Regions from separate parts of the Homo sapiens genome. Here region 2 is linked to region 1. The links are chromatin loops, found by intact Hi-C in ENCODE. Cell type or tissue: natural killer cell. All regions are shown on one strand.

What was found. Hi-C counts contacts between places; a loop is a spot of excess contacts. Peaks named below come from ENCODE experiments on the same cell type or tissue, not always from the same donor. Only the 100,000 strongest peaks of a DNase experiment are listed, where the experiment ranks them.
Region 2: a loop joins it to region 1, with 14 times the contacts of the local background. A loop is called at or near these places in 2 of 110 quality-filtered maps.

What each region holds. Positions count from the first base shown.
Region 1 is chr9:7,118,599-7,123,598 of GRCh38, reverse strand. The region is part of intron 18 of KDM4C (lysine demethylase 4C); the gene reads right to left. Among named protein-coding and RNA genes, the nearest start is that of KDM4C, 360 kb to the right of the region's middle. In natural killer cell, no CTCF peak of the experiment used is centred here; no DNase peak of the experiment used is centred here; H3K27ac peaks cover 469 bases.
Region 2 is chr9:7,296,383-7,301,382 of GRCh38, reverse strand. No RefSeq gene overlaps it. Among named protein-coding and RNA genes, the nearest start is that of DMAC1, 500 kb to the left of the region's middle. In natural killer cell, no CTCF peak of the experiment used is centred here; no DNase peak of the experiment used is centred here; H3K27ac peaks cover 454 bases.

The DNA.
Region 1 (5,000 bases):
AGCACGGTGTCTGTAACACTGTTCCTGACAGATGAACAGTGAATGAATGAATGGATGGATAAATGAGTGGGTAAGTGAATAGGCACAGACAAACTTTCAAAATGGAAGAGGAATGAATTCTATCTGCTCCTGTCCAGAAAAGGGCAAAGAGAAGCAAAGGGGCACTGTAGAGTGATATCCCTATTTATCCCTACAGGTTCTGTTTCTTTGGTTTCTCTTTCTTTGGCTAGGTGTGCATGTATGTGGGTAGCGGAAGGGAATAAAGAAGGTTTATGGTGAAACTCACAGGGTCTGGAAAGTAGAAGAGGCTAGCCAAGGGAAAAGGAAGGTGATGCAGGCTTTATAAGGAAGAGGCTGGCTCCAGATCACAACCATTTTCTTCCTGCTTAGGATATGAAATTTATGCAGATTGGCTGGTTAGAAAAATGGCCAGTATATAAATTAAATACACAACCTTCATCTAAATAAAAATTCTCAGAAACTTCAGGCATGACCATTTCATGAGGAGTATTAAGGGAAATGGATTCTTTCATAATGCTATTTTGATAGGATTTCTGATTTATTTTTGCAGGAAAAATGTATTGACAAGCATACCCCATAACTGATTACATATCCTCAAAAATATTTCCTGTCAGAAAAGTCTAAGAATCTATTGATGTTAAGAATGTCATTTCTGATCAGAGAAGACAGGCATCATGCGAGGGCATCCATCAGATTAAAGAAATGGCTATGGTGTTCTGAAGATTAGTGTGTAAGCTAAGGCTGTAAAACTTGAATTTTCTTTAATATGAACTAAGCAGAAATGAACCAACAGTGGCTTAAAAAAATATACACGTCATTTTAAAAAATGGTAGGGCCAGTTAGAGATGCTGGGGACATGGCCAAAATGTTAAGTAAAAAAACGTTACAGACATTCCATAAAAGCATAAATAATTCCTAGGAACGATAACACATCTAGTTTCCAGCATATGTCCATATTCATGAGGTAATTAAATTCTCCCAATAATTTTGTGAGGTAGTTTTTATTTTGACTAAATAGATGATGTAACATCTACTGATACTCTTGACAAAGTCAAGTGACTTTTCCAAGATCTCAGAACAGTTTAGAAGTAGTCTAGAGCAGTGCTCTCCCATGACAGGTGATATGGTTTGGCTCTGTGTCCCCACCCAAAGCTCATGTTGAATTGGAATCCCCAATATTGGAGGTGGGGCCTGGTGGGAGGTGACTGGATCACGGGGGTGGTTTCTAATGGTTTAGCACCATCTCCCTAGTGCTGTCTTGTGATAGAGTTCTCACAGGATCTGGCTGTTTAAGAGAGAGAGAGAGAGAGAGTGTGTGTGTGTGTGTGTGTGTGTGTGGCATCTCCCACTGCTATCTCTTCCTCCTGCTCAGACCATATAAGATGAGCTGCTTCCCCTTTGCCTTCTGCCATGATTGTAGGTTTTCTGAGGCCTCCCCATCCATGCTTCCTATACAGCCTGCAGAACCATAAGTCAATTAAACCTCTTCTCTTTATAAATTACCCAGTCTCAGGTAGTTCTTCATAGCAATGCGAAAATAGACTAACACAACATAGGTGCTCCAGACCATCAACCAAAAGAATAAACATGGAAAGAAAAGGAAATAAAACCAACCAGAAAATAAGCATGGGAAAAAATGAGTGAAGAAATAAAACCAACCAGGAAGTAAACATAGAAAAACATGAGCAAGGAAATAAAGCCAACCAGGAAGTAACACCAATAGAATTCAAGCAGTGGCCTAAAGAAATTACATTTCCTTTTTTTTTTTTAAGCCTTCCATTGATTGAATGGAAGGTATTGTTCTAGATACTTGTTGAGGCACTTCCCATTTAAGATTTACTTACTTTCCCCAATATATCCACAGGGTTGGATTAGTAACTTGGATTTGGAGCATGTCTGGTGATAAAAATGCAGAATGTATATGCTCTCACTTTTCATCTACGTACACATATGTAAACACACGTGTACACTGTGGTAAATTTCCAAACTGCCCAAAAATCTTCACTCCTCCCCGTTTCCACATCCTGTGCATACGACTTTGTAGATCCTCCTATCAAGGACTGAAGTTTATTTCCCACCCTTTGAATCTGGCCTAGACTGTGGCTTAGCTTGCACTGGCCAAAAGAATATAGCAGAAGTAATGGTACACAGATTCATAGTCCTTCGTTCAAGAGGGCTTGAACACTTCTGCTTTCTCTCTAAGAACCTCAGACTCTGGGGTGTGAACAAGCCCAAGTTACCCTGTTGGAGATGAGAGATCACACTGACCACAGGCCATAAACCTGTGAGAGAACCCAGCCAAGATCAGACAAGCTATTCTGCAGCTGACCACAGATGCATGAGGCAGCATAGCTTAGACCAGAAGAACCCCTCAGCCAAGCCTAGCCTAAATTGATAACCCACAGAATCATGAGCTAAATAGTTATCACTGGTTTAAACCGCTAAATCTTGTGATGATGTGTCACTCACACAGATATGTATGCCTAGAAAAAAGGAACACTGAGAAAATACATACTAAAATGTTAGTGATGTATAACTCTGGGTAATGGGATTTATTTAGTACTTCTTTATGTGTTTCTCTGTATTTTTCATGGATTATATATTTAATAATTTCTGAAATACTACATATAAAAAACTAAGAGTCCTTCCAATTTTTAAAAATTCCTTAAATATCAGCCAGCCCATGTATAGTCAGAACTATTCAACTGATATGCTGAAAACAAAAATGAAAAACAGCTGACCAAGTGAGTTAGGAAGAAAACACCATCTCCAACATTTATTCTTCAGTTCAGTAAATATGATGTAAGAAAGACTTGAGAGAACGAACACTTTGTAAAGTGAAATGATAAAAATTTGGTCATAAAATTTCATCTGACTTACCTACATCTCATATTTAAGGCAAATGTGATATAAGAAAAAAATTGCACTTTTACTGTTTTTAATAATCACCACTGATTCCAAAGACATGTTGTTTCAATCAAATAAATAATTTCATTCTCAGGTTTGGGGCTGTATTAAGAAAAAAACTAATCAGGTCTTTTTGGAATTCATTACTATTCCTGTCCTTCCCATCATACTAAGCCACCTCTAAGGGACAGCACTAATAATAAGATCCAATTGTTCAAATGTAGAAGAGTTTTCTCTCCACTGATACCATGCTGCCTTCAATCAAGTGTGAACTTGGAAATTATACAGGCCCTTATAAGAAAACTCTCTAGCTTTCCTAAGACTACCAATGTTGAAATAAATAGCCAAATTTCAAACAAAAGACAGCTAACTACCAATGATTACAACCTGAAGAAGGAGGAAAGTATGTTCCTAATACCTGGACTGCTTCATCAAAGGCACAACAACATCCAAAAGGCTGACTTAAAAAAATTTAAAGTTAGCATTGAGAAAATCCAATGAAAAAAAAAAATCATCATTCCTTGCCTGATGAGCATTCTACAGCAGTGAACTCTGAGCCAAAATGCCAAGAACAACCTGTCAATCAATGCCACGAGGAAGAGCAATACTAGAATGGGATGGGGTTTAAAAAAAGTGGCATTTAATTACTAATGGCTCACTAAAAATAAGGCACATTCCTAGGTGCTAAGAATAAAAATAAAATAATGAGAGAGTCCCTTCTCTCAAATAGCTCACATACTAGTAAGAGAGACAGACATGGCTGATCATAATGCAAGGTATTAAGAGAGCTCAGATCAGGGAAGGAAGAGGCCCTCCAGAAAAGAAAATGCAGGTAAACATCTGAACCAGGAGGGAGGCTGCCAGGAAGTACACATGCCCCAGGAAGGCTGTTGGAGTATGTGCCAGGGACCTCTCTGGCTACTTTGTGAAGCCCTACTCAGAACTATGTTTTCAAATGCATAAAATAAACACAGAAGATTACAAACAAATAATTATATTAGAAAAATAAACTTGTTTTTCTTTCTTTTTTTTTTTCTTTTTCCTTTTTGGTTCCCTGACCGGAAAGGAAAAACAAATATGCTTTTAAAATAATGCATTAAATACTAATATCTAAAGGTAGGTCTAACAACTATTAATATCCTGATTACAAAGTTGTTGATGAGCATAAATAATATTTTTTAAATTTCTGTTAAAATGGTAATATGATTTCCATTGTAGACAGTTACAAAAACTGTTAATGCAGTCTCTGCCTATGCTCAAGATTGACAGAACTGTTAAATTTGTGCTAGAATTAATGAAAGAAAATAGTATCTTTTCCCATTTTCTAAGACACAAATTTTTCTTCATAATTATTAAAAAGATTTTATCACCTGGGATATTTAATGACGCAGCAGCCAATCTTTTAACAGTAGACTTGGGAAAATGGCAACAATGCTATTTATATAATGGTGCTTGTATATACTGTCACTAAAAAGACACAGTAATGAAATGAAACTCAATGAAGGCACCTTATAAAGGGTTAAGTTATGGAAGCTAAAATAGGTAATTTCTTGGTGGCCTAACCTGACACGGGAATCTAACTTAAATACTCAAGTGGACATATGCACTGCATTCTTAAATATCATTTCTCCCCACTGAGTTTTTGACAGAGACCAGAGAGAAAACAGTTAATCTCTAGGGCAAGAGCACAGGGGGAAGGGCTTTTGTGAGGTAGAATGAGGGAAGATTCTTTGCTTTGGCCGTATAGGTAGTCTCTTATCAGACCTGGCAAGGCTGACCTGTGTTTACATCTGGAAGGAGGGTCACCCATCATCTAGCAGGATGAGTCATGGGCGGAGATGTCACCTTGGGAAAATCCCCAACTGGGTTCTCTATCTACATATGATGTTAATAAAGGGCGTAAATCCAAATGCAATAATGTATGTAGAAACCCACAGCACCAGCAAGGCTGAACAGGTGAAGAAACCAAAGTAAGTAACTTAGCCGACGTACAGGCCAAAGAGCAGGTTTCCATTTGTACGCAATGACCCTTTCACCATCTCAACTTTGTTATTTATCCTTAATTTCTATGA
Region 2 (5,000 bases), 180 kb before region 1:
AATTTAATTACATGCACCTGCTGTCTTAGTTGGCTTGGCTGTCACAAGTACATACCATATACTGGATGTCTTAAGCAACAAAAACTTATTCTCACAGGAGGCTAGGTACTTCCAGATCAAGGTGCTGGCCAATTTGGTTGCTGATAAGGGCTGTCTTCCTGGCTTGCAGATGTCCACCTTCTTGCTATGTCCTCATGTGACCTTTCCTCAGTGCACGTACACACAACACACACAGAGCCAGACAAAGAGAGAAGGATCTTTCTTCCTCCTTTTTTAAGGCAACTAGTCTCATCAAGAAGGCCCCTCTCTCACAACCTGATCTAATCCTAATTACCTCCCAAATACCCCATCTCCAAATATTATCAAATTGAGGATTAGGGCTTCAACAGGTGAATTTACATGGCGGGGGACAAAAATATTCAGTCCATAACACTTGAATGTTATGTAATGAAGTCCCATATAAAAAACCCTAAAACAACAAGATTTGGGAAATTTGCGGGTTGCTGAACACAAGGATGTGCTGGGAGGGTGACGTGCCTGGAAATATCATGTAGCACTGTGCCCCATCCCTCAACTCTGCTCACAGACCTTGTTGCCCTATGTAACTCTTCACCTGGCTGTTCATTTGTATACTATATAACAAATCAGTAACCATAATTACAGTGCTTCCCTGAGCTCTGTGAGTCATTCTAGCAAATTATTGAACCTGAGAGGTGGTCATAGGAACCCTCAAATTTGTGGTTCATGAGACAGAAGTACAGACGGCCCCTGGGACTTACATCTGCTGTCTGATATGAGAACAGTCTGCACCCTTAACCCGTAGGATCTGATGCTCACTTCAGATAGTGTCAGAATTGAATTGTAGGACACCCAACTGGTATGGGAGAGTTGGTACTGGAAAAACATCACTAACAGGATGATGTTTTGCCTTCTGATTCACTAGTATAATAGGAAAAATTCTAAGATGATCTGAAGACTTCCACTTCTGATCTGCATGCCCTGTATAATCCCCTTCCTTTAGTGACCTGTGAATATGGTAGGATTTTACTCCAGTGATTAAGTTATGTTATTTGGCAAAAGGGAAGGGATTTTTATATATGTAATTAAAATTCTTAATCAGTTGATTTCAAGTTAACCAAAAAGGAGATTGTGCTTTGTAAGCCTGACCTAATAAGGAAAGTCCTTTAAAAGAGGGTCTAGAAGTCAGAAACCGAGGAGGTCAGAGATTCTCCTCCTGGCCTTGAAATCATAAGCTGCCATGTTGTGAGAAGGCCCATGAGGCAAGAAACTGAGTGGCTGTAGGAGCTGAGGGCAGCCCCAGCTGAAAGCCAGCAATACAGCAGGGGCCTCAGTCCTACAACACAAGGAATTGAGTTCTGTCAACAACATGAGGGAACCTAAAAGAGAATCCTGAGATCTAGAAAGCAATTCAATCCAGCCAGTACTTTGACTGCAGCTTTGTGAAATTCTAAGCAGAGGACCCTGCTAAGATGTGCACTGGGCACATCTTAGCTGAGTCCTGACGACTCCTGTGAGTCATTTTAACCTGCTTCATTTGTGATAATTTGTTAGGTAGTGATAGAAAACAAATATAGCCACATATAATACACCCTGATCAATTTGTCATTCTCCTACTTCACACTTACAATACTGCCCAAGTCTTTTCATGATGTCCTCTTCAACAGGGAGCATAACCAAAGCTTTTGACAGGTGTTCAGCAAAATGATTTGAACATTGTATCTGATTGATAACTGTGTTGCTGAATTCATATTATACTGTCAAGGTTTACAAGAGAGCATTAGGAAAATACTACTATGATTTACCTCAGCGCTTTAACACATTCTACTCTTAAAATAGGTATTCCTGGCCAGGCACCATGGTTCACATCTGTAATGCCAACACTTTGGGAGGCTGAGGCAGGTAGATCAATTGGGACCAGGAGTTCAAGACCAGCCTGGACAACATGGTGAAACCCCGTCTCTACTGAAAATACAAAAATTAGCCAGACATGGTGACACATGCCTGTTGTCCCAGCAACTCAGGAGGCTAAGGCACAAGAATCACTTGAACCCAGGAGGTGGAGGTTGCAGTGAGCTGAGATCGCATCATTGCACTCCAGCCTAGGCTACAGAGCAAAACCCTGTCTCAAAAAAAAAAAAAAGGCATTCCTTGTTATCTGATGGCTTCATATCCACCATTCCACTAAAGCAAGAAATAAATTTCATATACATTTCCTGAAGCCGCACGGTTTGGAATTTTCAAATTTTCTGAGTGTTTTTTGGACCCTATCACAAGGTAATAAAAGAGCAGCTATGACTCAGTTAAAAATGTTCACCCAAATTGCAATTCTAACTTCTTTGTTGAAGAGGAAACCAGCAGCTTCTGCATAGTGTCCTGGTTTAATAGGTAGTCCAGTGGATCCAAGCACAAACTCGATAAGTAAGTTTAACTATGATTTATTTTTCCATTGTTATCCCTGACTTGTCTCCCAAACCCTCCACCACTAAATGGCCCAAGGCCAGAGCATGGCAACCATTGTTTCCTGGATATTGTTGTGCCCCCATCTCCTCATGCACCTTCTACACATCCTTGTTATGTTTCCATCACTTTCCTCATGTGTAACACTTAGATAATGGTGAACGTTCACACCTCTCACAAGTTTGCTAAAATCAAGTGAGGTAACAAATGTGAAATTGTTTCCAAATGAGAAAAGACTTTTATGAATGTGACAAATGCTTTTCTTTAATGAGCAACCATTTTATAGAATAATAGAAACTTGGTGTTGAGAATTTTGTCACATGCCAACTGAATATCTGAATCTCTTTCCCAACAGCCTGTATTCATTCATTCATCAAATGTGTATAAAAAATCAACTAAGATCTATGCATTAGGGAAGGCCCCTTCCAGTGACCTCTAGCTGATACCTTCCACTGACAAGGAACTCATTACATCCTAAATGACCTCATTCCATTTGAGGTAGTTTCGATGTCAGAAACTTCTTCCTCTCTCTGTAGAAAGAGCCCCCAGTAACCTCAGCAGTAGATAAGTTCTGGGCATGGAAAGTGAAGTGTCAAGCGGTGGTTTACCACTAGCTGGGAGATATGAGTTACACACCAGAAGTGAGAGTGAACAAGGCAGGGTAGTGGCTTCATTGTGTGGGTACTGAGTAAATGTCCTCAGAATAGCTAAAAGAAACAATGAAATCTTCACAGAGGAAATAGAACTTAAACGGAGCCTTAAATGTCAGCCAGAACATGAGAAGCAGGAAGGCAATTTTAGATGAGATGAACAAAAGGAATAAAGGCTTAGCATGCACTCCTGGGAAAAACAAGATGTGTTTGACAATACTGGAGGATCCTGAAATCTTGACAAAGGAGTTTAAATTGATACAGTGGGAACCAGGAAGCCTCTGAAAGTCACTGAAGCATTATTAGTTTCATTCTCACAAGAGTACTTTTTATCTGAACAACAAATGGATGTTCTCCTTCATCCAGAAGAGGAAAGTAGAGACAGGATAGTACAGGATAGGTCCAAAGCTGGCTTCAGGCAAAAGGCCAGTTCCAGAGAAGAAGGGTTTGAAACAAGACCAAAGCCTGTGGTTGTTGAATCAACTGTTACTTGTTTTACAAATTTGTCTGAGGGATTGCCAGAAGCAAGTGTCCTCTGGTCACCTGTTCCTTTGTGCAGTGTGGCTTCTGAGGTTTGTGTAAAATTATTTGTTCTCTGCACTTTGCCAAGAGGGATGGAGTATTTTTACTGGCGCCATAATTCAGGAAACATAAATCCTATAGCACAGACACTACAAATAAATGAGATCTTTTTTGTTTTGTTTTTGTTTTGGTTTTGAGATAGAGTCTCCTTCTGTCACCAGGCTGGAGTACAGTGGCACAGTCTCAGCTCACTGCAACCTCGTCCTCTCGGGTTCAAGTGATTCTCCTGCCTCAGCCTCCCAAGTAGCTGGGACTACAGGCGCGCGCCACCATGCCCAGCTTTTTTTTTTTTTTTTTTTTTTTTTGTATTTTTAGTAGAGACGGGGTTTCACCATGTTGGCCAGGATGGTCTTGATCTCTTGACCTCGTGATCCACCCACCTAGGCCTCCCAAAGTGCTGGGATTACAGGCATGAGCCACCAAACCCGGCCGAGATCTTTTAATTAATCTTTGGATTCAATCTCTACATTTCTTCCTGAACATTCCTTACAGCGAGATTTCTCTGAGTTGGAGTTGGGACCATTCTCACATTCCACCACATGGCTCACTCGGGTGGATTTCATGTAAGTTGCCTCTAAGTAAAATGACTGAGGATAGATTTCTTGGACCCTGTGATACTGGATGAACAACATCCTATAGGATGTTATGGTAGCCAGTTTTAAAAGCTGCTAAATCAGAGAGGCTACCTCGGTCTGGGACAGCACTCATTCAGATTGATTGAATATTAGGGAGATGGGTGTTATACACAGTGATTGACCAAGGAGGTTTGCTGTCTTTTGATCCCCTACAGAATGCATAGTTAAGCCACTGGATAGTACATGCTTGGCTTCTCTCACCTGTAGTTTGTGGTCTTCATTTATCCAGATGGGCCTCAACCTGAAACTGGATCAGGATATTTGACCTTTGGGGACAGCTAAAAAAGGGTGGCACCAGTACCTCCAGCTAAGCTTCCACCAGCACTTCAGAAGAAAAAAGATGTGTTCCCCGCTTCTGATTATTTCCTCAGAGTGAGGGTTGAGGCTCAATGGGCCACCTAATTATAACCCCTTACTTCCCTGGGACAGGCTTAGGACTGATATCCTACCACCATTATCTTACCTCATTTGAGGCATGAAGGAGTGTGTTTTTATTTCTAATAGAAACAGAAAGGCAAGCAAGTATAATTTTGAAACAAAGAATGACTTATAATGAAGATCTTCAGACGTTACACATTCTCTTCCTTTTTGAAAAATGCATAGCTTTTTTTCTGAAGGAAATTCTTGTTGCATATTGCTTAAAAGCAGCAGTCAA